2 separate regions of the Homo sapiens genome follow, and region 1 is linked to region 2. A link is an interaction called in ENCODE POLR2A ChIA-PET data of the cell type or tissue named here. Cell type or tissue: OCI-LY7. All regions are shown on one strand. Region 1 has its middle 6.0 kb from the start of MAX. Region 2 has its middle 53 kb from the start of MIR4708.

Region 1 (5,000 bases), 170 kb before region 2:
TTCAAATGACCCAAATGTAGGGATTTTCATGAGTGAGGCACATACACACAGGAAAGAACGAGGCAGATGAGAAGTTTCCTTAGTGTTCCTTTTCAGTGTTTCTCTGAGGTGCATCTAGGACCGCAAGAATTCATTTTCATCCACACTTGAGTGTCTTTGGTAAAACCCCAGGTGAGCTTATCGGGGCTGCACTGCAAACACATCACAAGGAAGCTGGTAAGAAATACAGAACCTCAGTCCCCACCCAGACCTACTAAATCAGATCTACATGATAACATTAGGCCCAGGTAATTCATATGCACATTGGAGTCTGAGAGCTGTGATGAAGAGGGAGTGGAGTAGCGGTGGTGTGAGCAGGTGGATTCCTTCCATTATCTCTTTAGCTCTTTTACAGTTTGGCTCCCACACTACCACTTGACTAAAATCACTCTTCCAGGCCACTAGCTACCACTTTGTTGCCAAATCCAAAGCCTTTATCTTATTTGACCTGATGTTGGCCATCTACGCTGTTGGCCGCCCCTCTCTTGAAGGCCAAGAATTCCTGTGCTTTTCTCCTTCCCACCATCACTGTTTGCGTTCCAGGGACCTTTTGGTTGGCACTTGCCTCTCTGTCTTCCACCCTCTGCCTGCTAGGACCCTCTACCTCCTGAGGCTTTGGTGACCAGCTCTCTGATGGTGACCCCAAGACCACACCTCTCTTTTTAATTCTAGATTGTTATATGCAATTTACTTCTGGACACATTTACTTGAATTATTCCACAGGAAACTCAAAACACAAGGCTTATGGATGAGTGAGAGAAAGCAAGGTTTTCTTTTTTTTCTTTCTTTTTTTATTTCCTGTGACACAGCCCTCAAGAGATCCTGAGAACATGTGTGCCAAAAGCAGGTTTTGATACAGCATTTAGAGTGTGACTCATTCATGTAAAATCGAGTATATCTGTAGGAGCATATATGTGTAGAGAAATATGTAGAATAGTATTAATCAAAAACTTTAATAGCTGGTTGAGCTTAGTAGCTCATGCCTATAATCCCAGCACTTTGGAGGCTGAGGTAGGAGGATTGCTTGAGGCCAGGACTTAGAAATCAGCCTGGGCAACATAAGGAGATCTTCATCTTCACACACACACACACACACACACACACACACACACACACACACAAAGAGAAAACATTTTAATAGTGTTTGTTTCCGAGAGGTGGGATTTTCAATGATTTTTTTTTAACTGAGTAGCATCATTCTCACCAAAATAGTAGAGCTATTAAAAGACAACTGCTATCTCAATAAGCCCACTATCTTTCCTGAGCAGCAAACTTCTCAAGCCATAACCCACAGGAAGACAGTCCTAATCATTTCCCATGTCAGTTGTGCTTGCTTTCTCTTTATCTGGGGGAAGGAGTGTGACTATCAAGGTTTCCCACAGGAACCAGCTGACACACTCAAATTAGGATTGTTTGAGTTTTTAATAAAGAGGTTGTTTGCAAATATGTGGGCAGGCTCTAAAGAAACTTCAAGGGATTGCACAGTACCATTGGGAATCTGTTCTCACCCTGAGGCCTACAGGGGAGAGGGGACAGAGTGGTGACCAGAACTGGGGGGTTGGGGGACTGTGTGTGTGGAGAGATCCCAAGAACAAGAACTTAGACCCATGGCCCAGAGTGGTTGGATCTAGAAGGCCAAATGGAAGATCTCTAAGCACAGTGAGGGACCCTTTCCTCCTCTTCTCGCATTTTTAGAGAAGGCTGAGAACTTCCAATCTACTCTACAGGAAAGGGAAAATATGGGAGGAATACTTCTGGCCTCTCTGCCCTCTCCTTCATTTCCCATTGGTGGGTGAGTGACTGAATCATCAACTTGGTGAGTTGCAAGGAGAAACTGGTCCCATGTGGCTCAGCCCTCTCTCCCTGAGCTGTAGGGAGCTGTCCTTGGGGAAGAGGCTCCCCTCTTCTGTGGGGGGCTGTCCTTGGGGAGGGGGCTCATGTTTGCCCAGTTTTGCTATGACTGTGTGGGTAGAGTTAATTCAAGAAATATTAAGGAGGCTGGGCACAGTGGTATACACCTGTAGTCCCAGCTACTTGGCTGAGGCAGGAGGATAGTTTGAGCCTAGGAGTTGAAGGCCAGCCTGGGCAACATAGTGAGACCCTGCCTCAAAACAAAAACAAAGACAAAACTAAAACAAAAAAAAGGTTAGAAAAAAAAAAAAGAGGCCGGGTGCAGTGGCTCACACCTATAATCCCAGCACTTTGGGAGGCCGAGCCGGGCAGATCACCTGAGGTTAGGAGTTCGAGACCAGCCTGGCCAATATGGCGAAACCCCGTCTCTACTAAAAGTACAAAAATCAGCTGGGTGTGGTGGTGGGCGCCTGAAATCCCAGCTACATGGGAGGCTAAGGCAGGAGAATTGCTTGAACCCAGGAGGCAGAGGTTGTGCAGTGAGCCAAGATCACACCGCTGCACTCCAGCCTGGGTGACAAGACCAAGACTGTCTCAAAAAAAAAAACAAGAAAGAAGAAAAAACAAAAAGAAGGCCGGGCGCAGTGGCTCACACCTGTAGTCCCAGCACTTTGGGAGGCCAAGTTGGGTGGATCACCTGAGGTCAGGAGTTGGAGACCAGACTGACCAACATGGAGAAACCCTGTCTCTACTAAAAATACAAAAATTAGCCAGGCGTAGTGGCACATGCCTGTAGTCCCAGCTACTTGGAAGGCTGGGGCAGGAGAATGACGTGAATCCGGGAGGCCGAGTTTGCAGTGAGCTGACATTGTGCTACTGCACTCCAGCTTGGGCAACACAGCGAGACTCCATCTCAAAAAATAAAATAAAATAAAATAATAAAAATAAATAATAAAAAAAGAAATGTCAGGGAAGCCACACAGGCTGAACCTTGTTCTCCAATTAAGCCTTATCAATAATGAAGCTACTACTTTTGTTTCCATCTGTCTGACTGTGTCTCTGTCTGAACTGGTTCCAAATTCGGGGTAGGAGACCTGGATGCTATTTATTGGCCCTCTTCAACCTCAAAATCCCTCCCTCACCTACCAATCCCTCATCTAGTCACTCAGCAAGCCTGCTATGTCCCAGGCCTTTCACACCCCTTGTTTCCACTGCAGATCCTGTCTCATTCAGGCCTCCGCCATCTCTCGTGGGCCACAGCCCCCTGGTGAGTCTCCATGCCACCTGCCATTCTCCACCAGTAGCCACAGTGATCTGTGCAGAATGAAGTATCTTCACTGAGTCGATAAAATGTTTCACTCCCTCCCAGTGACCTGGGGATAAGCCTAGCCTCCTTAGTCTGGCACTTAAGGACCTCCATGATTTGACTCCTGTGCCAACCTCATCTTTCAGCTCCTGCTCTCTCATCCTCCACACTCCAGCCATGTAGAATTTCTTGCCTTTCCCCCAAAGGACCATGTTTTCTTTTGCTTGCAGGAATTTCCACGTGCTGCGCTCTCTGCCTTGAGTGTTATCTCCCCCAAACTCCTCCTACTTATCTCCATTTTATTCTCATCCTTGGGGCTTATCCATCACCTCTTCCTGGCAGTCCTCCGGGATTCTCCAAGGCTGGATTAGGTGCCCATGTATTGTTCCCATTGCACCTGGTGCGTTCCTTCTCATAGGACTATTTTTGTTTTGTGACTTCCTGTTTGCATGTCTCTCTCCTGCACTAGATTGACTGTAAGCTCCTCAAAGTTAGTCCCTCTGCATCCTGGGGTGTCTTTATTCAGGTATACAAGGCTTTGCACTCAGTGGTTTTACTCTTATCTCACTGCCACGTTTGCTGACTCTTCTACCTGATTGGTTGCTGGAGATATTTGGGGTTCAGTTCTTTCCTCTAGATGTTCATGTCCACTGTCATGTATATGTTGATGGTCATCTAGCTCAGACCTTCCTTGAAGCCCTCCATTCATCCATAGCACTTGATATCTCCTGTTAGGAGATATCATCTCAGACTACCTCTGAGGCAGTAACTATCTCCTGTTAGGAGATAGCACCTCAGACTTACCTCTTCAAAACAACTTTTTTTTTTTTAAGATATGGGGTCTTGCCCATGTGGCCCAGGCTGGTCTCTACTCAGGCAATCCTCCCACCTCGGCCTCCCAAAGTGCTGGAATTACAGGCGTGGGCCACCACGTCTGACCCTGAAACAATTCTTGCATCCTCCCACCCCTCCCTGACCTGGTTTTCCACCTCTTTCCCAAGATGGTGCCACCATCCTCTCAGTTACCAAAACCAGAAACCTGGGAGTGAAATTCTGCTTTTTCTCTCTGCAGTGTCCCTGAATTCTCACTATGAGCGGGTCCTGTTGGCTTTCCCTCCAGAACAGAGCTCACTCTCTTTATTCATTTTCTTCCTTTTCTACCATCCCACATTAGTCAAGGAGCCTAGCATGTAGTAGGAATTTAATAAAAAGTTTTTGAATTAATAAAAAGTTGGTTTCCTACTTCTGTACTTTCTCCCATTTTAATCTGTTCTCCACTCAAACAGCCAGCATGATTATTTACAAAGGGAAATCAGATCATGTCGCTCCGTGCTTAACCTTCAATGACCTTGACATCACCTTTTTACCAGCCTGTGAGGTCCTGTGTGATCTGGCCCCTGCCTACCTCTCTGACCTCAGCTGTCACCGCCCCCACCTCGTCACTACCCCCAGGTCTGCCCTGGCCTCCCTTCAACTCCTTCCAGTCAGGGTCTTTGTGCTTGCAGCTCCCCCTGGCTGGATGCTTGTCACCCTGGCTTTGGAGTGGTCTGCTCACTTTTAGCTGCTCCAAGAGGGCTTCTTACCTTGTCAGGTAGGCTGCATTTATTGCCATAGTTTTATTTGTTTGTCTGTTTGTTTGTTTTGAGATGGAGTCTCGCTCTGTTGCCAGGCCAGGCTGGAGTGCAGTGGTGCGATCTCGGCTCACTGCAACCTCCAACTCCCCAGGTTCAACCAATTCCCCTGCCTCAGCTTCCTGAGTAACTGATACTATAGGCACGTGCCACCACACCCGGCTAATTTTTTG
Region 2 (5,000 bases):
AGGTTACTAACCTCCTGATGCTGAAGGGGAAAAACCAGGCCTTCATCAAGATGAGCACGGAGGAGGCTGCCAACACCATGGTGAATTACTACACCTCGGTGACGCCCGTGCTGCGCGGCCAGCCCATCTACATCCAGTTCTCCAACCACAAGGGGCTGAAGACCGACAGCTCTCCCAACCAGGCGCGGGACCCGGCAGCCCTCAGGCCGTGAACTCGGTCCAGTCGGGGAACCTGGCCTGGACTGCCCCGGCGGCAGCCGTAGACGCAGGGATGGCGATGGCCGGGCAGAGCCTGGTGCTCAGGATCATCGTGGAGAACCTCTTCTACCCCACGACCCTGGATGTGCTGCACCAGATTTTCTCCAAGTTCGGCACAGTGAAGACCATCACATTCATCAAGGACAACCAGTTCCAGGCCCTGCTGCAGTACACGGACCCCGAGAACGCCCAGCATACCAAGCTGTCGCTGGATTGGCAGAACACCTACAACGCCTGCCACACGCTGTGCATCGACTTCTCCAAGCTCATCAGCCTCAACGTAAAGTACAACAACGACAAGAGCCGCGACTACCACGCCCGGACCTGCCCTCCGGGGACAGCTAGCCCTCGCTGGACCAGACATGGCCGTGGCCTTCGACCTTTCAGTTCCCAACATCCACGGAGCCCTGGCCCCCCGGCCATCCCCTCGGCGGTGGCGGCAGCTGCAGCGGCAGGCCAGATCGCCATCCTGGGCCTGGCGGGGACAGGAAATTCTGTCTTGCTGGTCAGCGGCCTCAACCCAGAGAGAGTCACACCCCAAAGCCTCTGTTTTTGTTTGTTTGTTTGTTTTAGACGGAGTCTTGCTCTGTTGCCCAGGCTGGAGTGTGATCTCGGCTCATTGCAACCTCTCCCTCCGGGGTTCAAGTGATTCTGCTGCCTCAGCCTCCCGAGTAGCTGGGATTACAACCGCGCCACCACGCCCGACTAATTTTTGTATTTTTAGTAGAGACGGGGTTTCACCATGTTGGTCAGGCTGGTCTCGAACTCCTGACCTCGTGATCCGCCTGCCTCAGCCTCCCAAAGTCCTGGGATTAAAAGCGTGAGCCACCGCGCCCAGCCCCCAAAGCCTCTTTATTCTTTTCAGCGTCTACGGGGACGTGCAGCGCGTGAAGATCCCGTTCAATAAGAAGGAGAACGCTCTGGTTCAGATGGCGGACGGCAACCAGGCCCAGCTGGCCATGAGCCACCTGAACTGGCACAAGCTGCACGGGAAGCCCATCCGCATCTCATCCGTATCACGCCCTTGAAGCACCAGAACGTGCAGCTGCCCCGCGAGGGCCGGGAGGACCAGGGCCTGACCAAGGACTATGGCAACTCGCCCCTGCACCGCTTCAAGAAGCCAGGCTTCAAGAACTTCCAGAACATATTCCCGCCCTCGGCCACCGTGCACCTCTCCAACATCCCGCCCTCAGTATCCGAGGAAGATCTCAAGGTCCTCTCCTCCAGCCATGGGGGCATAGTCATAGGATTCAAGTTCTTCCAGAAGAACCGCAAGATGGCGCTGATCCAAATGCGCTCCGTGGAGGAGGCGGTCCAGACCCCCATTGCCCTACACAACCACGACATCTGGGAGAACCACCACCTGCGGGTCTCCTTCTCCAAGTCCACCATCTATGGGCACAGGCCCACCACAGCCGGGCCCCCTGGCGACAACTTCCATCATTCCAAAAAAAGCGACTTTAAAAAGCAGCTGAAGTGACCTTAACTGACCAGAGATTTTCTTTCTTTCTTTTTTTTTTTTTTTTTTTTTTTTTGAGAAGGCGTCTCGCTCTGTCGCCCAGGCTGGAGTGGAGTGGCGCGATCTCGGCTCACTGCAAGCTCCGCCTCCCAGGTTCACGCCTTTCTCCTGCCTCAGGCTCCCGAGTAGCTGGGGCTACAGGCGCCCACCACCATGCCCAGCTAATTTTTTGTATTTTTAGTAGAGACAGGGTTTCACCGTGTTAGCCAGGATGGTCTCGATCTCCTGACCTCGTGATCCGCCCGCCTCGGCCTCCCAAAGTGCTGGGATTACAGGCATGAGCCACCGAGCCCGGCCTTTCTTTCTTTAAAAAGAAATCAGTTTACCTGTTTTTTTTTTAAATTAAATCTAGTTCACTGTGCTAAAATTAATTAATTTAATTTAATTTAAATAGAAATATGTATATTAACATGTAATGGGTTTATTATTGTGATCTTAAAATTGACAAATATTTTAAATTTTCTGCCACTAACCTACATACATTTTAAGAGTATATACAAGGGTCCTGAGACAAAAAAATTTGAGAACTGCTGTATTACCCCATCTTGCCCTGCAGAACGTGGACTGAAGGGAAGTACTTTTTTCCTTTCTACTTAAATAACCCAGTGCTGTTACTGTTTTATTTTAAAATCCAATCTACCCTCTTCCTCCAGAATTATTAAAAAGTAGACTGCAAAAGAACCATAGCTTCCTGAAATCAAAGGACCCAAAACAAAGAGAAAGCAAAAGCAGTGAATAAAAGGACTTCTCCAGAGACTGGCAGGCCGACCAAAGACCACTCCCCCTCCAGCCAGCCTGGTAGGAGTTGCCTATTCCTTTTTGCTTCGTTGTTCTCACACCCAGTCACCCACTCCCATCCCCTACATCCCAACCCCCATCCTGGAAAGCTATTGTTCTCCAGGGCCTCAAAACACAAAGGGACTTCACAAATCTTTGGGCTGACTCCCCACCCCATCCTCTCTCTGAGATTACAGTGCAGGGAAGGGCACTTTCAGATTCTGCCTGAGCCTCCACCAGCCCCCTGTTCTCAGGCTCGGGGCTGAGATGAAAAGGGAACACCACTGTTTCTGGCCTGAAAAGGAAATGTAAATGCATTGCAAGCCAGAAGCTGCCAGAAGACCATTTCCCTGTTAGTAAACAGGGCTGCCTGAGCCATCTTTCTCCTCTTTAATAACCTGTGGGGCACCTATTGATTGCGCATGCTGGTCCCTCATAAATTAAAACAGGGATGCCTTCCGGTTGCTCTGTAGCTGCGTAGATGGTGAAATTGGCTCACTAATACTTCATGTTCATGGAGCACAGTGTATCCCGCCACATAAACATGAAGAATATGTATCATCAGGCTCTGGGATTGCACGGAAAACAACCCCGGAAGCTTCTGGGCATGCTGCAGACTTTAATTAGGCAGTTTCTTCCACTAGGATTGGAGACCGGCAGAAACACCAATTGCATGCCTCCTGCCGCAGCCTGTTCTGCTTTCAAATGGGAGGAAGGAGCAAGCCCTGGTGGGTAGGAGATGAGCCTGCTCCTCTCTCTACCCCCTTACCAGGATAGGCACCCGTAAGCAGAAAGGAATGTTCATCTCTCATGCTGTGGTAGAGAGAGCACCAAGTTAGCAGTCAGAAAACATTCAGAACTTCTGCTTTAGCCACTTACAGCTACATGATCATGGGCGCAAGTGCCTTAACCTCTCGGAATCACAGCATCTCATCTGGAAAGTGGACAAAGTAATAACACCTAGCTGCTTGTGAGGCTTGAGGAAAATAAGTCTTTCCTGGCGCCCAGTATGGTCTCAGTAAATACTGAAACTGAAATTGAAGCAGATGAAGAACAGAGTGGCAGGTACAGGGCTGATACTATTTCTTTCTCTCACCTCAAAAATCTGGCATCAGGAACTTTCCACCACTACCCCTAGCCAACATTTTGCTCTTTAAGTAAGAAGTGAGGCCCTGCAACTCATACCTTGGTACATTGGAAATGTTTCTCTTACCCTTCCATCTTTCTGTGCCCACTCCTGAGCTGGCTCTCAATTGAAAATTCATTTAGCAGGAAACCTCTCTAAAATGCATGGTAAACATCGAAAAACATGCTAGCATAGTTTACCATTCTACCAAAAATAGCTTGGCACCCACATGCCAACACTTAGCAGAACCTTCCGAGTTTCTCTGACTTTAAACAGACCCTAGGCAACCAGATCCACTTACGCTTCCCAGAGTGTGTAGCATTTCATTAAAGTTTTACTACAGTCCCCTTCCTCTGCCATTGCTAATTAAAATGAACAAGGACAATGTGGAGAGCCATATTTTGCTATTCCTGGAAATATCTGCTGCTCCAGGGAGGGTGTAGGACATTGAATGGTCCCCTCACCCTAAAGGATATGGTCGCATCCTGGAACTCATGGATGGGTCCAGGATGTGATTGGGTGTGAGAAAAATGAAGCAAAAAAGGTCTTGGCAGATGTAAAAATAAAAGATCTTAAAATGAGATGATCCTGGATTACCTGGGTGGGCCCTAAATCCAATGACAAGTGTTTTTGTGTTTTTTGGGGTTTTTTGGTTTTGTTTTTTTTTTTTTAGACAGTGTTTCACTCTTGTTGCCCAAGCTGGAGTGCAATGTCGTGATCTTGGCTCACCGCAACCTCCGCCTCCAGGGTTCAAGCAATTCTCCTGCCTCAGCCTCCTGAATAGCTGGGATTAAAGGCATGTGCCACCACACCTGGCTAATTTTGTATTTTTAGTAGAGATGGGGTTTCTCCATGTTGGTCAGGCTGGTCTTGAAATCCTGACCTCAGGTGATCCACCCGCCTCGGCCTCCCAAAATGCTGGGATTAGAGGCGTGAGCCACCATGCCCAGCCATGACAAGTGTTTTTATAAGAGACAGAAAAGGGTCTGGTGCAGTGGCTCACGCATGTAATCTCAGCAGTTTGGAAGGCCAAGGTGGGAGGATCGCTTGAGACCAGCCCAGGCAACACGGTGAGACCCCATCTCTACAAAGAATTAGCCAGGCACAGTGGCACGCACCTGTGGCCCCAGATACTCAGAAAGCTGAGATGGGAGAATCGCTTGAGCTTCAGAGGTCGAAGCTGAGGTGAACAGTGTTCACACCACTGCACTCCAGCCTGGGCGACAGAGCGAGACCCAGTCTCAAAAACAGACAGACAGAAGAGGAGAAGGCCCAGAGGGGAAGTCCATGTGAACATGGAGGCAGAGGCTGAAGTGATGC

Evidence for each region. Peaks named below come from ENCODE experiments on the same cell type or tissue, not always from the same donor. Only the 100,000 strongest peaks of a DNase experiment are listed, where the experiment ranks them.
Region 1: POLR2A ChIA-PET joins it to region 2 with 7 read pairs; 4 of 35 experiments call an interaction of 5 or more read pairs at or near these places.

The regions. Positions count from the first base shown.
Region 1 is chr14:65,106,051-65,111,050 of GRCh38, forward strand. No RefSeq gene overlaps it. Among named protein-coding and RNA genes, the nearest start is that of MAX, 6.0 kb to the left of the region's middle. In OCI-LY7, no CTCF peak of the experiment used is centred here; no DNase peak of the experiment used is centred here.
Region 2 is chr14:65,279,516-65,284,515 of GRCh38, forward strand. It overlaps the pseudogene PTBP1P. Among named protein-coding and RNA genes, the nearest start is that of MIR4708, 53 kb to the right of the region's middle. RefSeq lists enhancers at 2,391-2,959, 2,412-2,481. In OCI-LY7, no CTCF peak of the experiment used is centred here; DNase peaks (open chromatin) are centred at 2,846, 3,551 and 4,896; H3K4me3 peaks cover 1,542 bases; H3K27ac peaks cover 2,195 bases.